Regions from separate parts of the Mus musculus genome. Here all the other regions are linked to region 1. The links are chromatin loops, found by intact Hi-C in ENCODE. Cell type or tissue: heart. All regions are shown on one strand.

Evidence for each region. Peaks named below come from ENCODE experiments on the same cell type or tissue, not always from the same donor. Only the 100,000 strongest peaks of a DNase experiment are listed, where the experiment ranks them.
Region 2: a loop joins it to region 1, with 5 times the contacts of the local background. A loop is called at or near these places in 8 of 42 quality-filtered maps.
Region 3: it touches region 1 in a loop (2.7-fold over the local background); 7 of 42 quality-filtered maps call a loop at or near these places.
Region 4: a loop joins it to region 1, with 2.7 times the contacts of the local background. A loop is called at or near these places in 13 of 42 quality-filtered maps.
Region 5: it touches region 1 in a loop (8-fold over the local background); 28 of 42 quality-filtered maps call a loop at or near these places.
Region 6: it touches region 1 in a loop (4-fold over the local background); 16 of 42 quality-filtered maps call a loop at or near these places.
Region 7: a loop joins it to region 1, with 2.8 times the contacts of the local background. A loop is called at or near these places in 12 of 42 quality-filtered maps.

The regions. Positions count from the first base shown.
Region 1 is chr19:24,960,086-24,964,085 of GRCm38, reverse strand. It overlaps Cbwd1 (COBW domain containing 1), which reads left to right and starts at 2,470. Exons shown (of 15, transcript NM_146097.3): 1 at 2,470-2,702. The coding sequence starts at 2,555. In heart, a CTCF peak has its summit at 2,231; a DNase peak (open chromatin) is centred at 2,355; H3K4me3 peaks cover 1,368 bases; H3K27ac peaks cover 500 bases.
Region 2 is chr19:25,121,301-25,125,300 of GRCm38, reverse strand. It overlaps Dock8 (dedicator of cytokinesis 8), which reads right to left. Exons shown (of 48, transcript NM_028785.3): 17 at 2,777-2,915; 18 at 2,060-2,161. Among named protein-coding and RNA genes, the nearest start is that of Gm34235, 27 kb to the right of the region's middle. In heart, a CTCF peak has its summit at 1,593; a DNase peak (open chromatin) is centred at 2,010; H3K4me3 peaks cover 534 bases; H3K27ac peaks cover 259 bases.
Region 3 is chr19:25,130,526-25,134,525 of GRCm38, reverse strand. Dock8 (dedicator of cytokinesis 8) reads right to left here. Exons shown (of 48, transcript NM_028785.3): 22 at 2,290-2,462. Among named protein-coding and RNA genes, the nearest start is that of Gm34186, 23 kb to the left of the region's middle. In heart, a CTCF peak has its summit at 2,034; no DNase peak of the experiment used is centred here.
Region 4 is chr19:25,105,437-25,109,436 of GRCm38, reverse strand. The region is part of intron 14 of Dock8 (dedicator of cytokinesis 8); the gene reads right to left. Among named protein-coding and RNA genes, the nearest start is that of Gm34235, 11 kb to the right of the region's middle. In heart, a CTCF peak has its summit at 1,844 (motif pointing left); no DNase peak of the experiment used is centred here.
Region 5 is chr19:25,332,858-25,336,857 of GRCm38, reverse strand. All of the region lies in intron 3 of Kank1 (KN motif and ankyrin repeat domains 1), which reads right to left. Among named protein-coding and RNA genes, the nearest start is that of Gm52392, 66 kb to the left of the region's middle. In heart, a CTCF peak has its summit at 2,265 (motif pointing right); no DNase peak of the experiment used is centred here.
Region 6 is chr19:25,442,993-25,446,992 of GRCm38, reverse strand. No RefSeq gene overlaps it. Among named protein-coding and RNA genes, the nearest start is that of Gm26207, 9.1 kb to the left of the region's middle. In heart, a CTCF peak has its summit at 1,747 (motif pointing right); a DNase peak (open chromatin) is centred at 1,732; H3K27ac peaks cover 322 bases.
Region 7 is chr19:25,626,535-25,630,534 of GRCm38, reverse strand. No RefSeq gene overlaps it. Among named protein-coding and RNA genes, the nearest start is that of Dmrt3, 18 kb to the right of the region's middle. In heart, a CTCF peak has its summit at 1,816 (motif pointing right); no DNase peak of the experiment used is centred here; H3K27me3 peaks cover 3,780 bases.

The DNA of each region.
Region 1 (4,000 bases):
AGAAGAGTATACACAGGCTGGACCAAGGCCCACTCTTCCATGTGCAGCTTGGTCATCACGTGGGTCTTGAACAACTGGAACAGGGGCTATCCCAAAAGCTGTTGCCTGTCTCTGGGATATGTTCTACTAGCTGGGCTGCCCTGCCTGGCCTCAGTAGGAGAAGAAGTACCTAAACCCTGCAGAGGCAATGTGCAGGGTTAGGGAGATACCCGGGGAGGTGGGGGGGGGGGGGGCGGGGAGGAGGCGGGAAGGGCTTTACCTCTCTCTCAAAGGAGAAGGGGAGGAGGGATGGGGGAAGGATTGTGGGAGGCGTGAGCGGGAGGAGGGACAGCCATGTAAAGTGAACAAATTTAAATATAAACAAAGCAAAAAGAAAGAAAAAAAGAGAAAGGAAGAGAGAGAGAGAGAGAGAGAGAAAGAAAGAAAGAAAGAAAGAAAGAAAGAAAGAAAGAAAGAAAGAAAGAAAGAAGGAAAGAAGGAAAGAAGAAAAGAGGAGGAAAAAGCCCTTGCTTTTCTGAAATTCTGCTCAGTGACTAAAGTGAGAAAAGAAAATGACAACTCCATAGATTCAATGGATAATTATTTTATTGGAAAGAGATATGCAAAAAGACTAAAGGAACAATTTTACCAAGTTATAAGTCTTATGTTTGCACCTGAGGTTAGAACTTTAAACTGCTAAAATTATCAATTCTCTGGGGAAAAACAAAAAACAACAAAAAAACTGGCCTAGCATCTGAGCACATGATTGCCTTTACCTAAAATAGTAGTTAAGGGATAAAACTCAATATAACATTAACTAATCTAATGTGCACAAGTCAATGTTTTCCAGTGGATTCAGAGTTCTTTTTACCATAATGATAATCACATTTAGAACATTTTTATTACCATAAAAATACATGGTGCCCACTAGCAGGGACTATTAAACCCCTAGTCCTTAGGAGTCACTAAGCTGTTTTCTGTATCTCTAGATTTGCCTGTCATGGACATTCTTCTATATTAATGGACTTGCATAATGTATAGTTTTTATGAATGGATTTATTTTTAGCACATCTTTGAGATATGCTTATCTGGTAGCAGGTAGCCAGTACTTTGTACCTGTTTTTCACCAATTAATTTTTCCAGTCTGGATATGTGGCATTTTGTTTGTCTATCAGTTGATGGGTGTTTAGAGTACATTGAACACCCAATGTATATAACTTATTAAAACCTCATTTTGAGGGGCTGGAGAGAGAGCTCAGCATTTAAGAGCACTGACTGCTCTTCTAGAGGTCCTGAGTTCAATTCCCAGCAACCATATGGTCGTTCACAGCCATCTGTAATGGGATCTGATGCCCACAGAGCAATGCTTGCTAGCCCCTCTTAAAGCCTGAAATTAAACATGGTCAAAACACATAAAAAGATGCTCAGTTTTGTTCAAATCCAAAGAAATACAACTGATGATCACATTGAGGTACTATTTTGTATTTAATTGGGAAAAAAATTCATGTCTGCTAATATTGACATTACACCAATATGATCTCTTACATTGTTGGGAAAATGTATGACTGTCTCAAAATGAAACAAAACAGCAACACCTGAAAACAATTGACAGGAAATTCAGTAGTGAAGCTGGAAATCCAGCAAACCCCAAGAGAGTATACATTGAATGGTACTCTTTTTTATGAAATTGAAAAACAAACAATGGTCAATGTTATTTATGTGCGTGTGTATAAGGACAAACCATAACAAACACATAAAGGAATGTTCAGTATTCCCAAGAAGATTCATGATTATAGTTAGTATTCTAGGCTGGGGTAGAAGAGATGCAATTTAATGTTTTTGGGTTAGGGTACTATCAAGGAATCCACTATAAACACACACAAAGGAGTCCAGAGACTAATGAGAATATTATGAACCAATAAATACAATTATTGATCTGAGTTTACCTTATGTCCAAGTAAAGGAGAAAGAAAAATAAATAAAACTATTACATTGTAAAAGATGAGATAGCTATAATACATAATTATCATTGTAGAATAATTATAATATATAGCATGACTTCACAATTACTCTTTTCCTTGTGAATGAAAGAGATGGACTTCATGAGAATAAAAAAAAAATGGCAACTTGAAAAATGTCTGTCCTGTGGTGAAGCTGCCCAAGCCTAATAGGTGTTGCCTCAGCCCAAGCAACAGACAGTGGCTAACAGCTGGAGCCCACTACAGCTTCGAGGCAAGGGAGCTCCTAGCGTCCTAACAGCAAAGTGCAGTTTGGCCCACGGGCAGAGGGCACGCCCCTAGAGCGTGCTTCACACCCGGGGGGTGTGTCCCTCTCTATAAGGGGCGTGTCCACTGTGCGTGGGGGTGTATCTATCTCTGCGTAGGGGCGTGCCTCCCCCGGGAAGGCGTGTCTAGTTTGAATAGTGGCGTAGCTGGAGGGCGGGCTGGTTCCTCAGAGGCCTGCTCCGCGACGCGTTGTGGTGACATCATCAGCCCCGCGCCGACTGAATCCTGTCGCGGAAACGCGACTGGCGGCAGCTCTTTAGTTCTGGAGTCACTGGTGTCCTGCTGGCGGCATGTTACCTGCTGTGAAAACTGTGGAGGCGGAAGAAGAGTACGCGGAGGATTGTCCTGAATTGGTCCCCATTGAGACCAAGAACCAAGAAGAGGAAAATCTTGACTTCATCACTAAGATTCCAGTCACAATTGTCACCGGGTACTTAGGTAATTAAGGGGGGCTGCCGTGTCTCCTCAGGCACCCGGGCCTCCTGGCCGAGGACGAATCTTCGAGGTAGGGGCTGGGGCCTCTCTTCTAGCATTTTCAAAGGTAGTTTTGAAACTCAGACTCACCTAATGTTATGGTCTCTTGATTAAGTTGTCTTTCATTTGTGAAGCTCATCTCCCCTCAGTTTAGAGTAGAAATAATAAAGTCATCTGAGTTTTCTCATTAAAAAACAGAAAAACAAAAAACCAAAGCAAAACAAAGCCAAATGGTCTATTGTTATTAAAGGATGCCCTGGTCAAGGAAAAAAAAAAAAAAAGAAAGAAAAAGAAAACAAAGATGCCGACTGTAGATTGCCTGACACCTTGCTTAGTGGATTCCATTTCACAGGAACCAAACTCTTCCAGCCATTAGTGACAAGTCCTAAACTGTGCCCTCCCCTTTTGAGGTCCGCTTGGAAAGCACTGTTAAGAGATTGATTTAGAGTAAGACCTTTGTTTTGGGAACTTTCCTAAGCTGGGGGTCTTGAGGGTGCACCTCGGGGGTGTGGTCCTTGGAAAACACAGATTTGTGAAACACGGTGCAGTTTTCTGAAGATCAGTCCACGTGCTTATTTTTTGTTGGAAATGTCTAGATATCCTTTTAAAGCATTACAGTTAACAGCAACAACAAGTAAGTGGCTGAAAATGTGGACAAATAAAAATTGTGGAAAAAATATGAATCAAGTGGTACTCTCATTCCTGTGTGTTGCAACAGACAAGTTGAATCTCGGTGCACCCTTTAGATACAACAAAGAAATCACTGTTGTCTCCACACCACCAGGTTTTGTTTGTTTGTTTGTTTGTTTGTTTGTTTTTCCCCTTCTAGAGTCAGACCAAGGATATTCTAGATTTTACTTGGGCTTCATTTTTATAAAGGAATAACGTTTTGGATTCAGATGCTATTCTATAGAATCAGAGCAAATTTCCTGGTCCAAAGAACATACTTCAGAGTTGGCCCTTGGCCTTTCTGCATTTGGCTTACTGATAGATGAAAGGGACAATACAGGTAATGGCCTGAAGCTCTGAGATCAGGACTAACTCCACCAACCTCCTTGTTCCTGACTGAACCTAGGGGACAGCTGGCCTCCTGTGTCTTTTTTTAAATTTTGATATACCGGGAACACTGTTCCACTAGCCTCCACATTTTCGTTGTTTTTCAACCTATTTCTCTGGCTTCCATCCTTCAGATTCACTTCTGTATAGTTTTTAGTTTAATGTCTTACAGGCATTTCCATACTTAACATGTCCAACACTCTGGA
Region 2 (4,000 bases), 160 kb before region 1:
ACTAGCCCATTCAAGAGCTCGCTAGCCACTTGCTTCTGCTGTATTTGACAGGGAACAGCAATGGGGAGGGGAGGGCTGAGGGTGAGTCTATAGGTAGGAAAAAGAAGCTACTATTTACTTTAACGCTATTTCCTGCTGGATAAGAACCAGCTCAGTTAATGCTCACTGCACTTTAGAGTCGGATGTGGACTTCCTTTTACCCTTGAGAATCAGAGGATAAACATTTTATCATGGGCTTTGTACTACATGCCAGCGGTGTGACCACACTCACTACATGCCAGCGGTGTGACTACACTCATTATGCCAGCAGTGTGACCACACTCATTACATGCCAGCGGTGTGACTACACTCATTATGCCAGCGGTGTGACCACACTCATTACATGCCAGCGGTGTGACTACACTCATTACATGCCAGTGGTGTGACCACACTCATTACATGCCAGTGGTGTGACCACACTCATTACATGCCAGCGGTGGGACCACACTCATTACATGCCAGCGGTGTGACCACACTCATTACATGCCAGCGGTGTGACCACACTCATTACATGCCAGCGGTGTGACCACACTCATTACATGCCAGCAGTGTGACCACACTCATACAGTTGTTATTTGGGATTTGGATTCGCCTTAAAGCTCAGGTTGGGATTGGCGTGGTGGTGCATACTTGTAGAGAGGCAGAGGCAGGGGGATCAGGGGAGTTCACAGTCGTTCTTGGCTACTTGGTGAATTTGTGGACAGCCTAGGCTATATATATTTTAAGTCCCTGTCTTAAAAAACATTTTAAAAAATTCAACAAAGCAACAACACAAACTCAGGTTTTATCCATGCTTTTGAAAACAAAACAAAACAAAACACCACACAACACAATACAGGAGTTCTTTTAAATTGGAAGGTGGAGCTTAAAAATTGAAAATCAGCTGTGTGTGTGTGTGTGTGTACGTCTTCTTGTTTGTTCTTGTTTTTTTAACAATGGCTCACTAGGTCGTACACTCAGTGATCTTCCTGCCCCAACTTCACTCAGACTGGGATTACAGCACACACCACCTTGCTTGGCTCTGCAAAAGCTGTTGTGAGGGGTACTGTGAGACACTGTATGACTAGGACATAAAGATGAGCCGGAATGTCTCCATCCTTAAGCTAGCCTGTGGTGTCAAGGGGAACAGCTTTAGGGAACAAAGGGAAAGGGCCAACCTGAGGGTATCAGAAAATGGCAGGGGAGAAAGACCATGAAGGGTCTATCTAAACTCAAGGTCCTGGAAATTTCTTCAACTTAAAACCCAACAGAATTCAAGGAAGAGCGATGAGTGATCTGAGCCCCAATTCAGATGAGCATAAAAACATGATTCCTGGTGGGGAACTAGAAAGGTGGTCATGGAATGGAGATAGTTTGATATTCAAGATTACATTAAATATAAAGGTCCTCGGATTGTATTGTGATAGAAAGAGTCATATCTTCAAGATGCATGATAAAATATTTATGAGTAAGATGATCTGCTTAAAAACACTACTCATTGATGTAGACCTCTGCTAACGGGTGGAGAAATGTGATACGGAGCTAGGAGCCATGGGACCGACTATCTTTAGACTGGGGTATTGCTACAGCCTGCAAAAGCCAGAACAGCCAGGTCAGGAAGGGCACTGGCTCTGGCATTGGCATCTTTACAGTCCATCCATCTGGCTGTGACCACAAGAGGAACCTGCTGGTACAGGCCTGGAAACATTCTGAAAGAATTCTTGACAAGTACGGTGTCTGTCACAAGTGGGGTCACCCTGCCTCCCCATCTACAGAACCCTAACCCTGTGCAGCGCAGCTAACTCCATGCAGCACAGGTGCACGTTGCACCTACAGAACATTCTGGTGTGGTGACGTCTAAATGAGCAAGATATTCCTCCCATCCTGTCGGAACAACATGCTCTCAGAAAAACACAGCGTGCTTGGAGATGACAGCCCTGGAGAACCCAGCGAGTAACATCCTGGGGAATGGGAAGTGGGTGTGGGAAAGGAACCCCAGACCACAGCAGGACGGAAGCAGCTGCCAGGCAGCGCTGGTTACCTCAGCAGAATGTATGGAGTAGTTGGGTGGTAGTTTTTCCAAGGCAACAGGCAGACAGTAGGATCCGGTTTGAAGACGTTCGTTTAACAGAATCGGCAGCCACTGAAACAGATGGTGTCAAGAGCAGAGAGGGCTTTACGGCTGCACGAAACTCGGGAGATTTATCTAGCTCACAGCCAGCAAACAAAACTAAACAATGATTAGATATTGACCGGGTCTCCTGGCAGCGGTTTGCGTCCCGTTCCCTGAGTTGTAAATTCCCTGAGCATTTCTGAGATGGTAAGGCCAATGATTTGCCGCTTTCTGGGCCCACGGAGTAGCATTTTTTCTTTATGGCCACTGCCAGCTCCTGTCTGATTACCAATGTTCATTTATTTACCTTACATGGTTTTTAAAGAAAAAAAAAAAAACTCCCACCCCCCCCTCTGAAGAGCTAATTCTACATGTGAAGCACTTACATTAAATTTGGAAATAACAGATATTGTAATGCTTCATTTCTTAAATGCTCTTTAGAGATTTACCACCCACCAGCTTTCCATGGGAGGAGCCTGGCACTCTCTAGGTAAAGCTGTTTCTACTCTCTGCTGTAATATGCACCACGTATTTGGCAGCCCCAGGAGAGAAGCAAGTGAGCAGACTGCACACGGCCTCTGCAGAGACCCTGGCTGGTGCGCACCAGCAACCGCAGGGGGAAGCAGCTCGCTGACAGCGACTCACCGAGTACCCCAGAAGGCTTTCTCCGGAGGCCCCTTGCTTCTGCTGACAGCTGATGTGGTAGAAGGTGAAGAGGAGGTGATGATTCACTGTGAGCTTGGCAGGGAGCTTAATTTTCACTTCTTCGTAAAAGTCAGGAGACCTGTATCAGATGCACGGTGTAGGCAGGTCACTCTCGGCAAAAGGATGAGTCCCTGGGTGCGAGACGGAGCCCCTGCTGCCTGCCGACCCTCTGCTCCCATGTGCCTTGCATGCTGTGGGGCTTTTTATTTCACTTTATCCTGCCCCTTGGCCATTAAGGCCTTGCGGCCATGCTGATACTATGAGAAACATTCCACCTACATGAAACCGTCAAGGCTTTGTTACACAGAAAGGACTTTCCCTACATGATAAAGAAACACAAGTCAGTCTGAAGAGGACGAGATTCTGAGTATGATCTCAGCCTCAACAACAGGCCTGGCATGTGGCTGCCTCATCAGTGGACTGTGCTAAGGCTTTACAACATCACCCACTTAGTCTCCTCGACAAGCTTGGCCAAGGTTCACAGGAAGCCCCTAGAGGAGTCTGGTTATCAGGTCAGAGTGAAACCCACAGGGATGTCCCTCCTTCCCTGTGATGTGTAAATGAGGTTAGATAGCCAGTCCTGTGACTCACTTTACTGACAGGATTGAATATACCATTCTTCCTTTGGTTGGCAGATGACAAGATGACCATAGAGAGTTGGGGCTTTGTTTCTGGCCCTCTGGATTTCAGACCAAGTGAGAAAATACTCTTCTTTATTTAACATTATAAAAGTGTCCCTATCGGGGCTGGAGAGATGGCTCAGTGGTTAAGAGCATTGTATTGCTCTTCCAAAGGTCCTGAGTTCAATTCCCAGCAACCACATGGTGGCTCACAACCATCCATAATGAGATCTAATGCCCTCTTCTGGTGTTTCTGAAGACAGCTACAGTGTACTTACATATAATAATAAATATATGGGCTGGAGCCAGCTGGGCCAGAGTGAACAGAGGTCCTGAGTTCAATTCCTAGCAACCACATGATAGCTCACAACCATCTGTACAGCTACAGTGTACTCATATACATAAAATGAATAAATCTTTTTTAAAAAGTGTCCCTATCATCATTTTGTAAATAGAATTATATTAGATAGATATATTCTATCAAAGCCTTAGTCATTTATAAAAATTATGCATTAGCAACACAGAACAGGCGTAAAATCCTCTG
Region 3 (4,000 bases), 170 kb before region 1:
AAGAATGGAACTACTCAGGCAATAAAGAGAACAGATGGTTCTCAAAAGATGAAGAATAGTTGGCCAAGAAACACGTGAAACATATGTGGGATCTTTAGCCAGCAGGAAAAGGCAACTCCGATACTCTTGAAGTGGAGGCAGGTAGGTCAGGAGTTCAAGGCCAGCCTGAAACATACTGGATAAACACAACCTCTTTAGGTGGGGCTGGGAAAACTGAATATCATATATAGAGTAAGGACAGCAGATCCTCCCCCACCAGAAAAAAAAAAGAGGAAAATAAAAGCATTAATGAAACAGCCACTGATTATATCTCACCCTCACTGAGGAGAGCCATCGTTATAGGAAGGGTGTGGTTCATGAGTTCCTCTATGAGGAGCTATGGACAGCTGCTGGCTTTGGGGGCAAGAGTTAGTTTTCTTTCTGGGAGTGGCCTCGGGTAGGTCAACCACACTCCAGTGGATGACCCTGGGCCATGAGTGTGTGTATTATATATGTAATATATAATACATAATATTATCTATCTATCTATCTATCTATCTATCTATCTATCTATCTATCTAGGCTGCACAAATTTGACTCTGTGGGTTATTAAAGAAAACAACAACAACAACAACAACCACCAGAAAGTAAGGGCATGAAGTTTGGTGTGGGCAGAGAGATAGATCTTGGAAGAGTTGGTGTGAATATCATGAAAGGGCCTGCCTAAAATTCTCAAATAATTAATAAAGACGGAAAAGAGAATAGTTGTAATAAAGTGCTAGTGAAGGTGGACAGACTCCTTGTTGGGAACGTAAATTGTCCAATCCTTATAGAAATCAGTATGGTGGGTGCTCAGGCACTGCAAATAGCACTACCCTCTGACCCAGCCAACCATATGTGGCTAGGTACCTGAAAGGCTATCAGTCACACACTGGAGAGACATGTGCACATCCATATTATTGCATCACTATTCACAGTAGTCACGCTATGGAAAGATCTTAAGTGTCTATCAGCAAATAAAGAGGTAGAGAAGATATTTTATACACACAACGGAGTGTTATTCAGTCACAGAGAGCAAGGTTATGCTGTTTGCTAGGAAATGGGCATACTGGGAGACCATCATGTTAAGTGAAGCAAGCCAGACGTAGACAAATATTGCATGCGTTCTCTGGTTTGTGGTGCACACGTTGTATAGGGACACTTGAGTCCATTAAATGCATACAAAATGAAAGCAGAAGGGAAGGGGACCAGTGAAGGGCATTGAGGGGTGAGGGTAAACGTACTCGGTCTACTTGAAACTATAAAACCATCGCATGTACAATGAATATGGACAATTAAACAAACAGACAAGACACAAAATAACCACCCCACACTAATAGTTCCGTTCTGGAAAAGTACCATCAAAGCACCCGACAGAGGTAGAGAGCTGAAGTGATGCTCAAAAGCACTTGCCGTTCTTGCAGAGGACCCGGGTTTGGTTCTCAGCACTCACACAATGGCTCACAACCGACACCTTTGCTGGTATCTTCTGGCACACGGTATGCTCATAGTGTACATACATGCATACATGCAGAAATGCTTCTACATGCAAGTTAAATAAGTGTTTTATGAAAGTATTTGGCAAAGTCGATGGAGGGCAACTGAGTACCTAGCTAGGCATGGTGGCTCACAACTGTAAACTTAGCACTCGGGAGGCTGAGTCAGGAGAATATCCGTGAGTTCAAGGTTGGTCTGAGTTACCTACTAAATTCTAGGCTAATCTGGGTTACAGAGTGAGACACTATGTCAAGACACCTAAAAGAACCAGGCAGTGGTGGCACATGACTGTAATCCCAGCACACAGGAGGCAGAAGCTGGTGGATCTCTGAGTTGAAGGCCAAACCTGGTCTACAGAGCAAGTTCCAGGAGAGTCAGGTTTACACAAAGAAACCCCGTCTTAAAAGAACCCCAAGTTAAAACAACGCCAAAAAGATTCAGGTACCAACAGTTCCTTTAGTGTGCTAAGAAAGCAGGAAAAAAATATGAGAACAGTGCCCCACCGTGTTTTAATACGGTACTACACCAAAACATCAATGGTCAAAACTCTTTCTCAAATACTTCAAAATCTCTATAAAAAGAGTATGTTAGCATTCTAACCACCAAGGAAAGATGGATGTATGTGGTGCTAAACATCCTAAGTACCCTGACCTGATCAACATACAAAATACTTACATATCAAAATATCAAGCTGTACCTAGAAGTGCATACAGTAGACATCAGCTAAGAAGCAAAACAAGAGTACATGTGCCCCCTCCCCACCCCCATCCCTACCTTTGAAGACATGATGTTCTTAACTTCCTCATCGGCTGCACAGTGTGACCCAGTCAGGTCTGGGTTGCTGCTGCTCATCACACGGGCCTGCATCAGCTTTGAACTCACTGCAGCGGCAGATGTGCGTCCATATGTGTGGTATCGGGGGTCGGGGACTACGGTGGTGGGGCCACCTGTACCCCAGCAGCCAGAGACATGTCAACAGACAGGACAGAGTCAGTTACGGAGCTCAAGAAAGACTGACTAAGGGAGGAATGGTGGGGAAATGTGAACCTAAGATGGGGCCTTGAGTATTCTGCAGCTCGGAGGGGCAGGGTGTGAGGTGGAGGGTAGTGGGGAGGGCTGTGGGGGGACTGGAGGCATACACTTGGTACTAGTCTGTCACCAATTGCCAGAGTTTCTGAATTCTCAAGGAAAACGAGAAACACAAATATTTTTGTGTGCTCAATATTTGAATGACACAAGTCTTGTAAGTTTTGGAGGAAAGTTGTTCAGAATTGAGTCACCCAGAGTCATCTTTTGAGGACAGGCAGATGCAATATTTCAAAGGAAGTCCAACTCTGGTTTAAAAATTGGATTGGAACTACAGATTTATGTAAATTATGACTGCAGAGACTTAAAAGGTGCCAAATTTATTTGGATGTGGAATTTTTAAAAGTCTACTGATGGAGTTACAAAGTTTGGAGCTGAGACAATAGGATGGACCATCTAGAGACTGCCATATCCAGGGATCCATTCCATAATTAGCCTCCAAATGATGACACCATTGCATATACTAGCAAGCATTTGCTGAAAGGACCCTGATATAGCTGTCTCTTGTGAGACTAGGCCGGGGCCTAGCAAACACAGAAGTGGATGCTCACAGTCAGCTATTGGATGGATCACAGGGCCCCCAATGGAGGATCTAGAGAAAGTACCCAAGGAGCTAAAGGGATCTGCAACCCTATAGGTGGAACAACATTATGGACTAACCAGTACCCTGGAGCTCTTGTCTCTAGCTGCATATGTATCAAAAGATGGCCTAGTCGGCCATCACTGGAAAGAGAGGCCCATTGGACACGCAAACTTTATATGCCCCAGTACAGGGGAATGCCAGGGCCAAAAAGTGGGAATGGGTGGGTAGGGGAGTGCGGGGGGGTATGGGGGACTTTTGGGCTAGCATTGGAAATGTAATTGAGGAAAATACGTAATAAAAAAAAAGTCTACTGATGATATTTTTATATACCGGGCTACCCAGGCATTGTGGTTTATGGTCTACGTAAATAACTAAGAAGAATACCAAAATGGATTATTATTAACATAGTTCAGGGGAATGAAGACTATTTTATGTGATGAAAAGTTTAAGAACTTTCAATGGTGTCACTGATGTGGCATAGGTTGTGTTTTCCTTGCTGTTATTCTAGAATCTTACAGTTGACAGTTCGCCGTCTTTTAAAGCAGACCCTCAAGTGGATCACAAATTGGCAGTGGGGTAATCACTGAGAAGTTACCAACTAGGCAGACATAGTAAGTACAACATAAAAAAGAGGGAGGGAGGAAGGAAGAGAGGGCAAAGCATCTACAAACTTTTAATTTCAGCACGTATACAAGTTTTACTCTGAAAACCAAAACTGAGCCTTTAATCCAGTGGCAGTGGTCTGACGTGGTACCCTGCTGATACCTGCCCCTATCCCCATCTCCATCTCCATCCCCATCCCTACCCCTGCTCCAG
Region 4 (4,000 bases), 150 kb before region 1:
GAAGAAAAGCTGAGAAATATGCACAGGATTTTCTCACCACTAAACATAACTATTAGCCTCAGGGTACAAATCCTTTAGAACACAGCGAACCAATACGTTGAGGCCCTCTGATTTTATCCTAATTAAACTATCCCATTTATATTTCCACGAATAGTTGCATAGATCTAAACTCATACCTTGGAAGTTATTTAGCAAAAATATGAAGTAAAAGAGGTAGGATAGACCCATCGCTTGCATCCTTATAATCTCTCTGGTATTTTAAGCTAGTGGGCAAATAATTTTACTTTTCAATCTAAAAATATATGTGTAATCAGTTAGCCATGGTTTCTTAAGTGGGGGCTGATGCGTATATAGCTCAGTTGTAGAGTGTATGCTTAGCAGCGGGAGGCCTTAACTTCCATCTCCAGCACCAAAATAAAACTAAAAGTAAAAACACATTGTCTTACTACGCTGTCAGAATTCAGGCCTCCCGCTTGATCCTGCAGGCCTGGTTATGTGGATTTGTACCTGTGGTGTTTGTCTGCCTCTCCCACCGACATCCACTCTTCCCCTCAGAAAACCCTGACACAGCATCTCTTGGTTAGCCCTGATTCCTGCTGTGAGGGTCCAAGGTCAGGCTGTTTGAGGCCTGAAACCACAGGGCATCCATCCATTCATGGAGAGCTGTTAAATACCTCTGCTCTAGAGAGGAGTAAATGAATGTTGACTTTTGGGGACCTCAGTAGATAGGAGAGTTGAAACTGAGGATGAAAACACTTAAAGATAGAAGGTCCCCATTCTCTCCTACATCAGAACAAGAAGTAAGAGGAATAGTCCTGAGGGCTGATCCATCAGAGGAGTTAGCCCTGCTGAAGACCAGTTTTGAAACAAACAAACAAACAAAGGAGCATTGATTCCCTATTTCCTGGGAGGCAGAGGCAGGAGGGTCACTTCAGCCCAGAAGTCTGGAGCCAACCCGAGCAGATCAGTGAGACCCTGTCTGGAAACAATGACGACAAAGGTTAATCAAAATACAGAAACCAAAGACTGCCTCCTGGATTTCAGGGAGTTCTCTCCAGTCTAGACAAACCATGCATCATAGTGAACTACAAGCCGGGATTTGCCTTCATCTAATTACCTCCCCATACCTTCTGCCCCAGTGAGCCTTGACCTGAGGCTATCTGAAAAGAGGGTCTTGTGAACCTCTTGCTGCGTTCTATAAATAGGACCTATAGGGTAAAAATAGCATCTATAACATTAAAAAGCAAGACTTAATTAGAACAGTCAAACGGGAGGGAGCAGCAATTGAAGCATGGTAGGTCCAGATGAGCATAAGCCTGAACTGTACAGCCAACGACTATGCACATAGCCTGTCTTCATGCACCATTCCTCACTGCCTCCCCTGTACCTCCCACCTAATCCTTGGCTCTGCTTCAGTTTCCTGTACCAGAGAGCGTTGGTAGAAGTGTAGGTTTGTACAGGGCACTACTGCCCCAAAGGAGTGGGTTATATAGTGAACTACCGCCCTCCAAGGAGACTTCACTCTGTGTCATGGGATGCACACCTTGGCCTCTTTCCACTCCACCTTCCCAAAAAAGCGCTAAATACCGAGGAAGAAGATGGAGCTGGTGGTAAGAATAAAATCCTTTGCAAAAAAAAAAAAAAAAAAAAAAAAAGGAACAGAAGCTCCTCCTGAAGTGCTGGGGTCCTTCTCATTTTTTCTTGGTCTTGCGTTTAAGAGATGAGCCATAAAATGTGTGGGCCTCTGTAACAAAACAGTGTATCTGTTTTCTAATGCAAAAGGTAGCTGCTTGCCTGAGTCCAGAAGTGAGAGAACTGTGCCCTCAAGTGGCTGAATGGTGCACTAAAATCATAGCTCAGGAATAAAAATAAAATAAAAGGCTGTAAAGGACGTTGTCGGCTCTCTTCTGAATTTTTCCATTCTTAGAAAAAAAGAGGATTGTTTATTGTTGAGTTTGGGAGCCAGACATCAGGATGTGGGCTCTGTGTCCCTTTTTTGCACGAGGCCTGAGCTGGAAGCATTTTTGTTTCCATTTCTTGGCTTTTTCAAACAGCTTGATTTTTTTTTTTTTTTTTTTCCCCACTGCTCATCTGAAGTAAATGGTTTGTTAGGGAGTTCTGGCCACTGCTTGCTAAGCCCAGTAAAACAAATGCCTAACCGTTCTCTCTTAAGGTGGACCTCCTTAAACACTTCTCCAAAGGGTGAAAAGCACAAAACCGTCCAATAACTAGACAAGCATGAAGTGTGTAGGCTAAGCTATTCCATTATAACTATAAAGCAAAAAAGGTTCCTTCCTCAGCACAAGATTCACTCAGGAAAACGTATGGTTAGATTAAGCACAGCTCTGAAAAAGCAAGAGAGAGTTCTGTGTGTTCATAAAGAGTGCCCTGCACACCCGGCTTCTCAGGAGGAACAGTTTGTGGGGGTCATGCTCTGTAACGTGTGCATAGGTCCAGTTCACATCTGCAAAGAAGCAAAATTGAATCCACTGGTCCACAGCCGGCCTGAGGTATGGCGCATACACTCTGTCCATCTCTTCTGTTCACTGCTGTTTCTCTGGTAAATCTCTTAGAAGCCCACTGCTTAGTTTCAGCAGGCATAGCAAGCACCAGCTTGCGGCACGGGGCTTTTATAAGTGAGCCACTCCACATACATAAACGAGCTGTTTCCAACGAGGAGAACTGGAAGTGGCTGCAAGTCAGGAGTGGCAGAAGGAATTTTCACTCTGCCTTCGGTACCTTTAATATTTGGAACCTGTGAATGAGGTTACCTATTCCTTAGGAAATAAAACTCGAACAACTAATGGAACAATGAAGAGTGGAGGGTGCTTTTGATAGAGATTTCAGTAGAGGCACATTTATGGAGATTTAAAGAAATGAGGTCTAAGCTTTTTTATATGACCAAGATTCCTTGGTGATGATGCTGAGTCAGCACACAGGCAAGTGGGCCGCACCACAGCACGGAGAGCAAGCACCACCCTCACGTGAGATGTGAGGCTTAGAGACTACTACGTGTTCTTTGACAAACGCACTTGACTGCAAATCTAGATGAACACTGGGATCGCTTCCCAAATCAAGTGGATGAAGGGGTGGGCCACTCTAAGTCACAACAGACCTTTGGATGACGTCATATAGTGGAGAACCTAGCACAGTTCCTGGGGCTCCTGAGCAGGGCCCTCCAGAGTGAGACCAGACATTGTGTGACATGCCCACACTTCCTTCCGGTACTGAAAAGATCCACTTTAGAAATAACGATAACTGGGTTTAAACTGAAAGTCTATTTTATTAAAAACAATCAAGTCCCACTCAAGGGCAAACCCTCTGCCGCAGACGGTTCCTCTGAGTACTTTGGGTTCCTACCGATCACAGTCACTAAACTCCAGCTCCCTGATGATCATTTGGAAACAGCCCTATACCTACCCCGAGCCTTTCTCTTCTCTGCTATGCCACAAGCCTCACAGAATCCAGCAAGACATCACAGGGGCACCAGAGGCTCCTCCTTGTTAGGCCAGATCAGGCTTTCTGGTCTGAGAACACGCAGCTGAATAGGAGGAGGCCTGGAAACAGCTAATTATCCATCAAAGCAATTGTGTTCCGACTGACAGCCTTGTTCTCGGCAAGCACAGTCCTCCAAAGCAGTCCAATAATTAGATAAACAAGACTTCTTCGGAGGCTGGGCCGAGAGATGAAAACGTACTTTATGTGGCTTGCTTTAGTGTAATCACTAGTTAAAAGGTCGACATGGAGTTAACAAGCTCATTACAAACTCTGAGCCTGTGATCTCTGCACACCCCCCCCCCCCATGGCTGCCACCTGATAAGATGGCCTTGAAGGTCTTGCCCAGGCTGGGCCCCAACTCACATTATTTTTATTCTGCTCCTACCACGAGGCATCTGGTACCTCTATTGCCAGCTGTGTTGGGCATCAGGAAAAATATGCCAGGAGTTGTTCCAATGCATTCTTAGGCAAATGTCTAGTCTTTAAAAAGGAAAAGTCTGGT
Region 5 (4,000 bases), 370 kb before region 1:
ACGTGTTCTTCCTTTGTATCCCAGGCTGGTCTTGGACTCACTGGCTAGCGTGGGCTGGCCTCTAATTCATAATTCTTCTCCTTCTTCATCTCAAGTGCTGGAATAACAGCTACGAGGCGCCACACCCAACTCCAACTGAATGTTTTAAAAGGTCTTTTAGGTCCTTAAGAGTATATACAAACACCGGTTGGGCTGGAGAAATGGCTCAGTGGTTAGGAGCACTGGTTGCTCCTCTAGATGGTCTGGATTCAGTTCCCAGCACCTGCATGGCAGCTCACAACTGGCTGTAATGTCAGTTCCAGGGGCTCCATTCCAGCAGGCTCACACGTGGTGCACATAAATATGCATGCAGGCAAAAGACTCAAACACATAAAATAAAATCAATAATCTTAAAAAGAATTGGTCTGTCATTAAAAACATCACATAAAGTTTCTTTGTGTGTGCACGAGTGCATACAGTAGTGTGTGTGTGTGTGTGTGTGTGTGTGTGTGTGTGTGTGTGTGTGTGTATGCTTTGATTATCTGCAATACTACCCTGGCCAAATATGCCCAACCATGACTGGTGCTTTTTCTTTTTAAAAACATGGTGCTATAGATTGGAACTCAAGTCTTCATGACTATACAGCAGGCACTCTACCAACTCCCCAGCTCCACATAACGTCATACTTGTTATAATTTTGAAAGTTTTACCCCATCCTTCTAAGAGTTCACAGTACTGGATAATCACACAGAGAAATTTCCAACAAGCACAGGAGGAGGAAGGTTTTATTGTTTTGTTTCGTTTCGTTTGTTTTTTAGGGTGCTTCTAGATCCGCAGTTCTCTACCTGTGGGTTGTGACCCCTTTGGAGATCGCATGACCCTTTCATAGGTGTGGCATATTAGATATCCTGTATAGTAAATATTTACAATTCATAACATTAGTAAAATTACAGCTATGAAGTACAACAAGGGTAATTTTATGGCTGGAGGTCACCACAAAAGAACTGTAGTAAAGGCTCACAGCATTAGGAAGGCTGAGAACCACTCTTTGGATCAACTGAACTCCACACATCCTCCTGGCTCTCTCCTAGGCACCTTTGCCGAGTTGCTCTGTAACCTCTCCTCCACCACAGTATCTTCAGGCCTCCCAGATCTGAGAGAAAAATCTTTCTGGAACTCCACCTCTGGGCTGGGCGAGCTGACAGTCCGGCTCTCCTAGCTTGGGGCAAAGCACACGACATATACATGCAGCTGGTGTGGGGTCAGTATGGAAAGCAGGACTCTGCACAAGAGTCAGCAAGCCCAGGACAGGAGAGCGCCAGCAGGGTCTGCACTGCGCAAGCACAGTCACCCATTCAGGAGGGGCTGAGGACAGACAAAGGTAATCTCAAGGCTGTCCTAAACTACCCAACAGCGTGCAAAGAAACGGGGGTGTGTGTGGTGTGTATGCGCGTGTGCGCACTCACTATACTGAGCCTGTATATTAAAGGATGGCCCCCAAAAACTAATAAAATACAAAGTTGAGTGCCAGCCATCCCCCCGAATATAAAACACTTAAAGATCCGAGTGAGCTAACTTACTCAGCCCCTCCTAGCTTTTACACTAACTTTATAGCCAGCATCATCTCATCCAAACCTTACCAAACACAGTCTCCCTGCGAACAAGATGAATGTTGCTATTTTCCCAAACACTCCCTCTTCCTCTTAATTTCTTTTCCCTTCCCTCTCTGTCTGCTATCTCCACAGAAAAACAGCATCAGGCACCCAGTAGGTCCTTCATACAGTTCTGATGAGTACACGAACAAGCATTAAGGCGCTTGCTAACTTGACTCTCATTAGCTGCAGTTGATGTATAAGAGCACTGGCTTCTACCTTAAAAAAAAAATCACATCTTTTAAGGGACTCAGAACACAGGACCATGTGTCAGCATGAGCCCAGAGTTCCCCTTCGCCATGGTGTATGTAGCTCCCCCAAGTCACTCTCCTGCCCGTGCTTGTCATTGCTCATCCAAAGAGAATAGTTCTCTCCAGACAACTGCCTTCTTAGACATTTTCATGCCATTCTAGACACAGTGGCTTTCTGGACTAAGCTGCTTGTCCATAGGAAAGAGGAGAGGAACTCTTCCCTACCTCATTTTTCTCCTGATCCCCTCTTCCTCCAGTACCACTAGTATATACTGCTTTAAAAACAAAAACCTTCTGAGTAGGATACTTTTCAAAAGAGAAAAATTTAAGTTTTTAAGTTTTATCTATGTGGGTTTGTACATATGGGTGCAGTATCCACAGGGGCCACAAGAGGGCATCTATCCCCCTGGAACTGGCTTTATAGGCAGTTACTCATGAGCTGTGGTAAGTGCTTGGGACTCCCCCAAAAGAGGTATTCCTAACAGCTTAGCCATCTCTCCAGCCCTTATGCTGCTGCTTTTAGACCCACGATTCTACCATGGTGTGGATCATGTTGGCTCCCGTCAGCTGAAGGGTTGAGGAGAAAGGCTTGTGGGATCCATACGTACATTGAAGGTTCTCTTCCTCCCCTCACTCAGAATTTAATTAAGCATCCTTCATAGAAACAGAGTCAGGAGAAAAATCAAGCGCTCAGCAAGCAAGAGAAGCCTCCATTGAAGGGCTTTATTTTATCGATTGATTGATTTTCAGTGTATATGTATGGATTTGCCTGCATGACTATGTGCCTGGGGCTGAAGGAGGCCAGAAGAGGGTGTTGGATCCCCAGAACTGAGAGAGTTGTAAGCTACAATGTATGTGCTGGGACTGAATGTGGATCCTCTGCAGGAGCACAAGGGCTCTTAAGTACTGTGCCATCTCTCTGGTCTCTGAAATCTTTCTCCTCACGTCATTTTATTACACATATGGAGTACATATGCTCCCCAGGATATAGAACACTATTTTACATAGCAGGATATTTCTTGATGAAATCTGTTAGACTTTTCAGCAGCCAGACCTTGCATACGCCAAGCACAGACCTTGGGATCACTTCCTTCTTGGGGTGGGAAGTACAGTCTTCCCACATTTGCCCTCCTTCCGGCTACTTGTTCAGAGGGAACAAAGCTACTGGCCCCAAAGCCTTCTGTGACAGCGGTTTTCTTGTTCCTCCCATCACCTGCTGTATTTCTTCTTTGTGTCACCCCACCGCACAGATGTCATGCATGGCTCACACATGGCGCATGCTCACAGACTGGCATGGAAGGATGATTCTCTCAACCAGATACTAAGTATCTATGATGGGGATAACCTAGGATCTGCTAAGTACTATGATGGGGATAATCTAGGATCTGCTAAGTACTATGATGGGGATAACCTGGGATCTGCTAAGTACTATGATGGGGATAACCTAGGATCTGCTAAGTACTATGATAGGGATAACCTAGGATCTGCTAAGTACTATGATGGGGATAACCTAGGATCTGCTAAGTACTATGATGGGGATAACCTAGGATCTGCTAAGTATCTATGATGGGGATAACCTGGGATCTGCTAAGTACTATGATGGGGATAACCTAGGAGCAGATAGAGGATCCAACACCAGCACATAGCCGAGCACAGCAACGCAACAGAACCTTCCATTGCTGATGAATGAATGACCTCAACGTGACTTCTGTTCCCTTTCAGAGGCACCAAGACAAGACATGGCTGGGTTAAAGAAAACACACACCACACACACACACACACACAGTGAACAATGGACTTGGTTGTTTTTTTAAATTCCCTGATGCACATTTACACCCCAATTCTGTGTTAAGTGAACTTGGTGTTGATCACCATGAATGATTCTGAGTTCACAGCATCACATAGCATACATCTGAAGTTCTGACATTTACCAGAGTCAGGGTCATTCCACTATCTCAGAGATGGGCATGGCACACTAATGGCCATCCAACTCACTTTAAAGTAGTACTGCCTGCTGCCTGCTGTCTTCTATCCCAATTCTCAAAAAAACAAAAAGACAAAAGCAAAACAAAACAAACAAACAAACAAACAACCCCAGACTCAGGGAAACATTGTTCA
Region 6 (4,000 bases), 480 kb before region 1:
CCCAGAATCAGACCTGATGTCTCTAATTAAGTAGTAGGATCTAGAATCTTTCAGGGCAGTCACATGAGGCTAGAGGATTTCACTGTCCAGTAGTCATTTGGGCTTTACAGTCAGAGTGGGCTACTTCCTAAGCCCATGTGGTCACAGGACCGAGTTGATTGTATGAGTCAGGTATAGCTCAGCTTGCTGTCTTTTCCTGGCCCTGGGGTGAAGGAAGACACAGGGCACCAGAGCTGCCTGGAATCTTACACAAAGGGGGCAATGATGGTGCACAGCTGCCTCCTAGGTTTACGGTGAGGAGAAAGAGAGCTGGTGTGTATAACATGTTCATAGGCAGAGTATTGTATATCTGAATATTATTTAGGAACTTTTGTCGTTTCTATCACCGAAATGAGCAGAATATGAAATAAATGGTGTCAAGGCAAGATCACTCAGTAGCTTCTCATGGGGACAGAAGGAGGCAGGCCAAGGATTAATTATGTCTCTAATTAATTAGAATCTAGAATGTATCAGAGCAGTCATATGAGGGCACATATCATGTGTGTGTGTGCAGGGTGATGACAACGTGCTGGAAATAGAGATAATGGTGACAGGACACTGGGATGTGCATAATGTCACAGAATTAACATTATGGATGGTTAAAATGGCAAGCTTTGCATTAGGTATATGTTACCACTGTAAAAACAAAACAAAAAAAAAAGCAACCAGGGATAGGGATATAGCTCATTGGTGGGTCATTTGCCCCGCAGCAGTGACAGTCTGGGTTCAGTCCCTAGGACTTTAGCCACGGAGGAAAAAGCAAGTCCTGAAAACAGAGAGGAACAAGGCTGCAACTATGAGTTTCCAGAGGAAGCCACAAGGCAGTGACCCCACCTCCCACCCCCATCCTACCCAGCTCTGGCCTGCCGGGAGGGAAGCAGAAGCTGTTCCTCCACCAGCCTCATGCCCATCATTTCCTTCCTGACACAGCTCAGGGCAAACTCCCCAGCCCTGTGTCCTGTTCCCACAGCACTTCTGCCCGTCCTTGCAAACGCTAGCTGCTTTTGGCCCAGGCACCGTCGACGCTGCAACTCAGTCTTTCTTTTCTTTTTCTGTGTGACTGGTTGGTGGTCTCCTTAGTCCCCTCCGTGGCCAGGGATTGGCCCTCCTCCTGCTTTGGCATTTCTCCCCACCCACAAACCTGTGTTCTCTATCTGGTTTCGCAAATATTCCTTTCTTCTTCTTCTTCTTCTTCTTCTTCTTCTTCTTCTTCTTCTTCTTCTTCTTCTTCTTCTTCTTCTTCTTCTTCTTCTTCTTCTTCTTCTTCTTCTTCTTCTTCTTCTTCTTCTTCTTCTTCTTCTTTCTTCTTCTTCTTCTTTCTTCTTCTTCTTCTTCTTTCTTCTTCTTCTTTCTTCTTCTTCTTCCTCTTCTTCTTTTCGAGACAGGGTTTCTCTGTATATCCCTGGCTGTCCTGGAACTCACTTTGTAGACCAGGTTGGCCTCGAACTCAGAAATCCGTCTGCCTCCGCCTCCCGAGGGATCAAAGGCGTGCGCCACCACGCCCGGCCATTTTAAACTTCTATTCTGCTCACCATGACGACTGGATTTTACTTCGTTACCCACAATCCATACACAGGTAAATCTTTATGAAGTGATGCTATTACTCTGTGCAGTACAACCTAAGATTGCAAATGTGTACTGCTTTTATAAAGTCTACATCCTGCTTGAAAAACTCCTTAGAATGGCTAGAGTGTGAGTGTGTTCATAACTGGCCACTAGGGGGAGCCAATGGGTCAGGACTCGTCGAGGAACAAATTGGTCTGGTTTGGAAGTATGATTTTTTCGGAGACTGAGTGGAACCTGAGGACACATAGTTTTTCAAGTCTCCTTGTAGAGGGACCATGGTGTTGACTCGGTTTATCTATTGAACAAAGTCTACTTAGTTGATTTAACTGGGTAAACATTTTCTTGGCTTAATGTCTCCTGGGGGTTGTTTTAATTCAGTGTCTTATTTTATGGTAGTTGTTGATTCAATAGTTGCCTTTCTTTTTCTCAAATAAGGATGAAATCTGTGTCCCCTCCTCTCTATTTCCTTATTTCTTATCAAATTATTTTTCAGAAATGTGGCCTGCTACCTTGACACTTACCTTGAGCCTCATGCAGACTCCCCTCGATGGATAGGTTCCATACTATGCTCTGTTCCAGGCACCCTCCTATTAGCCCATCAAAGGAGGCTGCCTCTGCTTCTTGCTGTTTTGATTCTTTTGTGGGGAGAGGTGTTTTTTTTTTTCTTTTTTCTTTTTTTAAGATTTATTTATTTATATTTAAATACACTGTAGCTGTCTTCACACACCCCAGAAGAGGGCATCAGATCTCATTACAGATGGTTGTGAGCCACCATGTGGTCGCTGGGAATTGAACTCAGGACCTTCGGAAGAGCAGTCAGTGCTCTTAACCACTGAGTCATCTCTCCAGCCCTGGGAGAGGTGTTTCTTATTTTTTAAATTATTAAAAAAAATTTTTTTGAGCTTATAATGGCGTTATTTCCCTTTCTCTTTCAACTCCAGCAAACATTCTCATCATGTATGCCCCCTACGCTCTTTCCGATTCATAGCCTCTTTTCTTTCATTATTGTTGATGGTGTGTGTGTGTGCTCTTAAATACAAACACAGCCTGTTTCATCTGTATAATGTTATTTGTCTATATGTGTTTCCAGGGCTGAACATTTGGTATTGGACACGAATTGATGTGGTTTTCCCTGGGGAAGAAGAACATTCTTTAGTTGCCTGGAGCTCTTTGTCTAGGGCTGGGGCCTCCCTGGCTTTCCCTCTTCCACGTTAGCATCTCTTTTGGTGCAGCCCTGTTCAGGTCACGTTTAGGCCACCATGTTGGTGAGACATCACGTGCGTAGCTCCTCTGACATCTCCAGCAGACATAATCTCACAGCAAACTTCTTGAACTTCTGGTGTTTGTGCAATCTTTCTGTACCCTCTTCTGTATTGATCCCTGAACCTCAGATACAGGTATCATGTTGTAGATCTATTAGTTGGGAATGGGCTTCATTCTTCATTCTGCATTTCAATAGTTGTGGTCTTCTGTAATAGTCTTAGTCATAAGGAGAAGTTTCCTTGATGAAGGGTAAAGAACTACACTTTCCTGTGGGTATAATGAGAAAATTTAAAATGTAGTTACAGGCTGTGCTGGTTTAATAGAGTGATGGTTTAGGTTCTCCTCCAAAATCCATGATTTCAGTAGCACAGCTCCCCCACTCCCCACTACCCCCCAACCTCCGCCCCAATAGTTGGCTAGGTTTCCAGTACGAGGCATGATTTCCTTCTTGTTGAACAGGCCTAACACCTAATTAGAGAGCTGTTGGTTAATGGCAAGTGCGCCACTACTGTACTGTGGGGGCTTTTGTGCCACACTGTTTACAGTCATCAGAGCCGGCTAGGACTACCGATTCCTTCCTTCCTTTGAAAGCTTGGAAGTTGCTTCTGGCCATGAAAAGCTCGTCCCTAGAAAGGAGGCTTGCAGATCAGATCTAGCGTGAATCCTATGGGTCCTGTATCCTGGTGTCTTCAGCAGTAGGGACTTTCTGTACTTCCCCTCTGAAGGGCAACCAAAGACACCAGAAATAATGTTTTCGGAGTCTCTTAGATAACCCAGACCAACAAACTCAAAGGAAGGCTTCTCATGCCTGGTGTTGGGATTTTTGTTAAGTAGGCTATAGCACTTGGGAGGAGTACTGTCAGCCCTAGACGGATGCATTTCACTTGAACGACGTATGTATATTGATCTACAGACTTGCATCTATTACAGGCATTCTTAGGTAGATAGTCATTTTGATTTTTGAGAAAAGGATGTTCCTAGACGAGACCCCTTATAACCAGGCACAGGGGATGAGAAGTCCATTTGGATGCAGACAAGAAAACCTCATGATCACTTATGCCAGCTACACTGAGGACAACGACCCCACGTGCCTACAGAGCTGCCTGCTCTTGACTTGCTCCCTGAAGCAGAT
Region 7 (4,000 bases), 670 kb before region 1:
ACCTTTCAAGTTCTTGCCTGCTGCCAGGGAAGCCATAGCCAGAGATGTCAGCAGCCTCAAGAGGGAAGCAGAATCCTGTCTCACTGCCTAGAGAGCTGCCATCAGGGTGGCAGATTTTATAGGGGTCTGAAATATGTGCAGAACTACGGACATTTTGGAATTGTTACGAACGTACGTCTCTGAAACAGGCTTCCTCATGTCTCCTTCTTCCCTCTCCTAATGGTTCTGAAGGCAGCAGTGAGGACCCTGAAGGTCTCTTCCGTGTGTTTATGAATTGATCCTGGTTTCTGAGATACTCAGAACCGCAAGTTAGCATTCAGGCCTCTCAGGCATCTCAGGGGCAGGTTCAAGAGTCTCATTTTCTATCCAGGCAAGACCTTTCAAAGCTTTGGACCCACGGAGGCAAAAAATAAAACAGATTTGATATTTGGATGGTTGTGCCCTCCTTGTAGAGGAGAAAATGGGGCATCAAAGGGAAGGGTAGCTCTCCAAGAGGCAAATGAAGGGGGAGGGTACAGCCCCGCCTCAGGCTCTAGGACAGCCAGGGATTTCAGCCCCCCAAACCATTCCTCCAGAGAGTCCAGTTTTCCAGATATGTCTGATTTAATTCGGTGACAGGAGCCAGGCACGAGTGGGGAAAGGTACAGCCAGTCTGGTTTCCTGCATCCATGTTTCCCATGCTTCCCAGCAGAGACGTAATATCGCACATAGTCGAGGTTTGCCCATGTGTAAATGCTAGCAGTTGTTTGAGAATGAAACAAAACTTCACATTGGTTAAGCAAAACACAACCAAGAGATAAATCAGGCCTTGGGACCATCTAGCCAGACTCTTGCTGGCTTTGTTTCCTTGTGCTCTGTGACTGTGGGTAAGATAACAGAAACAGGTCACAGGACAGGCCTCTCTGGGAAGGTTGACCAAAATCAGCAAATAGAAACACAGCTAACCCTGACCTACAGGGGCTGGAGAGATGGCCCAGTGGTTCATAGCACTGGGTACTCTTCCGGAGAACAGGATTCTATTCCTAGCACCCATGTGGCAACTCACAACTGCCTGTAACTCCTGTCTCAGGAGATCACAGCAATTTGGATATACTCACGTGAGCTAACCTGAAAGACTAGCCTGTTCTTCTAGGTGTACACTTTATTTATTCATGTATTTTATGTATATGTGTGCCTCTGACTTCAGACACACCCGAAGAGGCAATCATATATATAATAGGATGCTATATATCCTATTATAAGGGATTGTGAGCCACCAATCAAGTTCCTGGGAATTGAACTCGGGACCTCTGGAAGATCAATCAAGCACTCTTAACCACTGAGCCATCTCTCCAGCCAGTTATGCACTTTAAAGATGAGCAGCAGACTCTCAAATGTTAGGACTAGAAGTTTGTCACTTCTTTCCTCGCTGAAAGGCTGGCCTGGGTTTCCTAAGGCTATTCTCTGGTGGGACTAGACTTCAGTGGCTCTCTTTACAACTGGGGGTCCTGAGAGGAAGGGGTTGTCCTCTCTTGGAGCTTTAAGTGAGAAGGCTTATGGGAGATCTCGGATATAGATTGTGAGCGGACACATCGGAGCACTTCAGGGAGATCCAATCCATCCAGTCTACCCCAAGTCACTCCAGGATACTGCTCTTCAGTGCCGCCTGTGGGCTGGAGATGTGCCGCCATGGCCTCAGTCGCAAGTGTCCCGACGGAGAGTTCCTTGAATTTGAAGACAATGAATAAAGAGTTCGTATTCTATTCCTATGAACTGACGTAGGCCTTCCTTGTTTGACCAAAGGAATACTAACGAATACCCAGTTTCATTCCTGCCACTGACCCCTAGGGGGCAGCAGAGCAATGGGAAACAGTAAGAGTGACCATGGCCAGCCTTTCAACGCTGTGGTGTCCTACAAGATGGACCAGGCAGGGTTCTGGTTGCTCTTAACTCCAGGATTCTGCTGCCATCAATCTCTGAGCCACCACTCTCAACAGCCTGGCTGTTATTGCCTTCATTGCTAGAGGTTTTCCTCAACCCAAGAGAAAACAACCTGGTTAGACGGAGACCCACAACTGAGTTGGAAGAGCACTACCACACTTAGGTAGCTGAGCTTAGGCAAATTATTTCTTTGCTTTCTATCAAATGGGAAGAGCAATCCTGACCAGCCTTGCGAGATCCCCAAGAGGACTAGGCGAAGTCACTTAGAACAGTGGCTAACACTGGGAGGTGTTCTCTAAGCCCTTACTCCTATATCCCATAATACCATGCCACTTTTGAGAAATGCAGTTTCTGAGGGAAAGTGGTTTCTAATTAATTAATTTGCATTTGGGATGAACTCAGATTATCCGATGTTTCGAAACAGTGCTATCTAGAGAGCACTTTGAGATACTAATTTGGATAAATTGCTGTTGGGCTAATAAGACTTCCCCTGTGGGTGTGAACAGCAGTATGCAAACCATGCCTCTAATTTTCAAGACTCTAAATATAATAAAGTATTTTTCAGGAGTAAGCCACCTTAGACACAAGTGTTTCTGGAAGACCCGGAACGTACAGTAAATTGTGATTATAGACACTACTGTATGGGAAATACCGATGAGCCCCTTCAAAGACAGAAGACAGTAGAAACAGTCTGCTGATGGCGTTGGCAGCCACCCTCCTGTGACTTCCCACACTGTTCCAGCAGCCCTGAAGAACATCGGTCCAGTTCACTCACTGGGAACCTGAACTGATAAAAAACATCGTTGGAGAGAAACTAAGGTCAGAAAGGAGGGCTAGCCTGGCCTAGCATGCAACAGGTCCTCCAACCCACCTCCAGCACCTCAAAAGGAAAACAACATGGATAGCCAAGCTAACAGATGCAAGTAGTGGGTTCTCAACAAATCTGGCTGTCTACTTTTCCTCTCAACTCCACCGAGTGAGGGTGGTTTGGTTTGGTTTTGTTTTTTGTTTCTGTTTTTGTAAGTTAAACACTAAGCGATCTGGAACCACGTCCTATTTTCTCAGAGGTCTTCCAGTTCAGCCCTTCAGGATAGACTGGCAACGTGGACAAGGAAGGTTCTGGTTGGTCCAGTGGTCAGGATGATGCCGCCTCCCAATTCATTTACTCTGTCTTTCTTCTCATCTTTCCCTAGAAAGATACTAGGTGTTGATGCATCTTTGTGCAAAGCAGAGAAAGGCTCCTTCCTCTGGTATGGTGTTAGATACCTGTGAGACCCATCACTCGGGACACTGATACAGAGCAATGGAGAATTTGAGCATAGGACTAGGATAATTATCAAGACTCGAGAAAGGACGGACGGTGAGGGAGGCAGGGGGCCAAAGAGGATGGAGGAGGATGGAAGGGAATAGAGGGAGATGGAGGGGGATTGAGGGGGTGGAGGGGATGGAGGGGGTGGAGGGGATGGAGGGGGTGGAGGGGGTGGAGGGGATGAAAGAGGATGGAGGGGGATGGAAGGGAATAGAGGGAGATGGAGGGAGATGGAGGGGGATGGAGGGGATGGAGGGGATGGAGGGGGATGGAGGGGGATGAAAGAGGATGGAGGGGGGTGGAGGGGGATGAAAGAGGATGGAGGGGGATGGAGGGGGTGGAGGAAGATGGAGGGGATGGAGGGGATGGAGGGGGATGGAGGGGGATGGAGGGGGATGGAGGGGATGGAGGAGGATGGAGGGGGATGGAGGGGGATGGAGGGGGGTGGAGGGGGATGGAGGGGATGGAGGAAGATGGAGGGGGATGGAAGGGGATGGAAGGGGATGGAGGGGGATGGAGGGGGATGGAGGGGATGAAAGAGGATGGAGGGGTGGAGGGGTGGAGGGGGATGAAAGAGGATAGAGGGGGATGGAGGGGGATGGAGGGGGTGGAGGAAGATGGAGGGGGATGGAAGGGGATGAAGGGGATGGAAGGGGATGGAGGGGGATGGAGGGGATGGAGGGGGATGGAGGGGGATGGAGGGGATGGAGGGGGTGGAGGGGGTGGAGGAAGATGGAGGGGGATGGAAGGGGATGAAGGGGATGGAAGGGG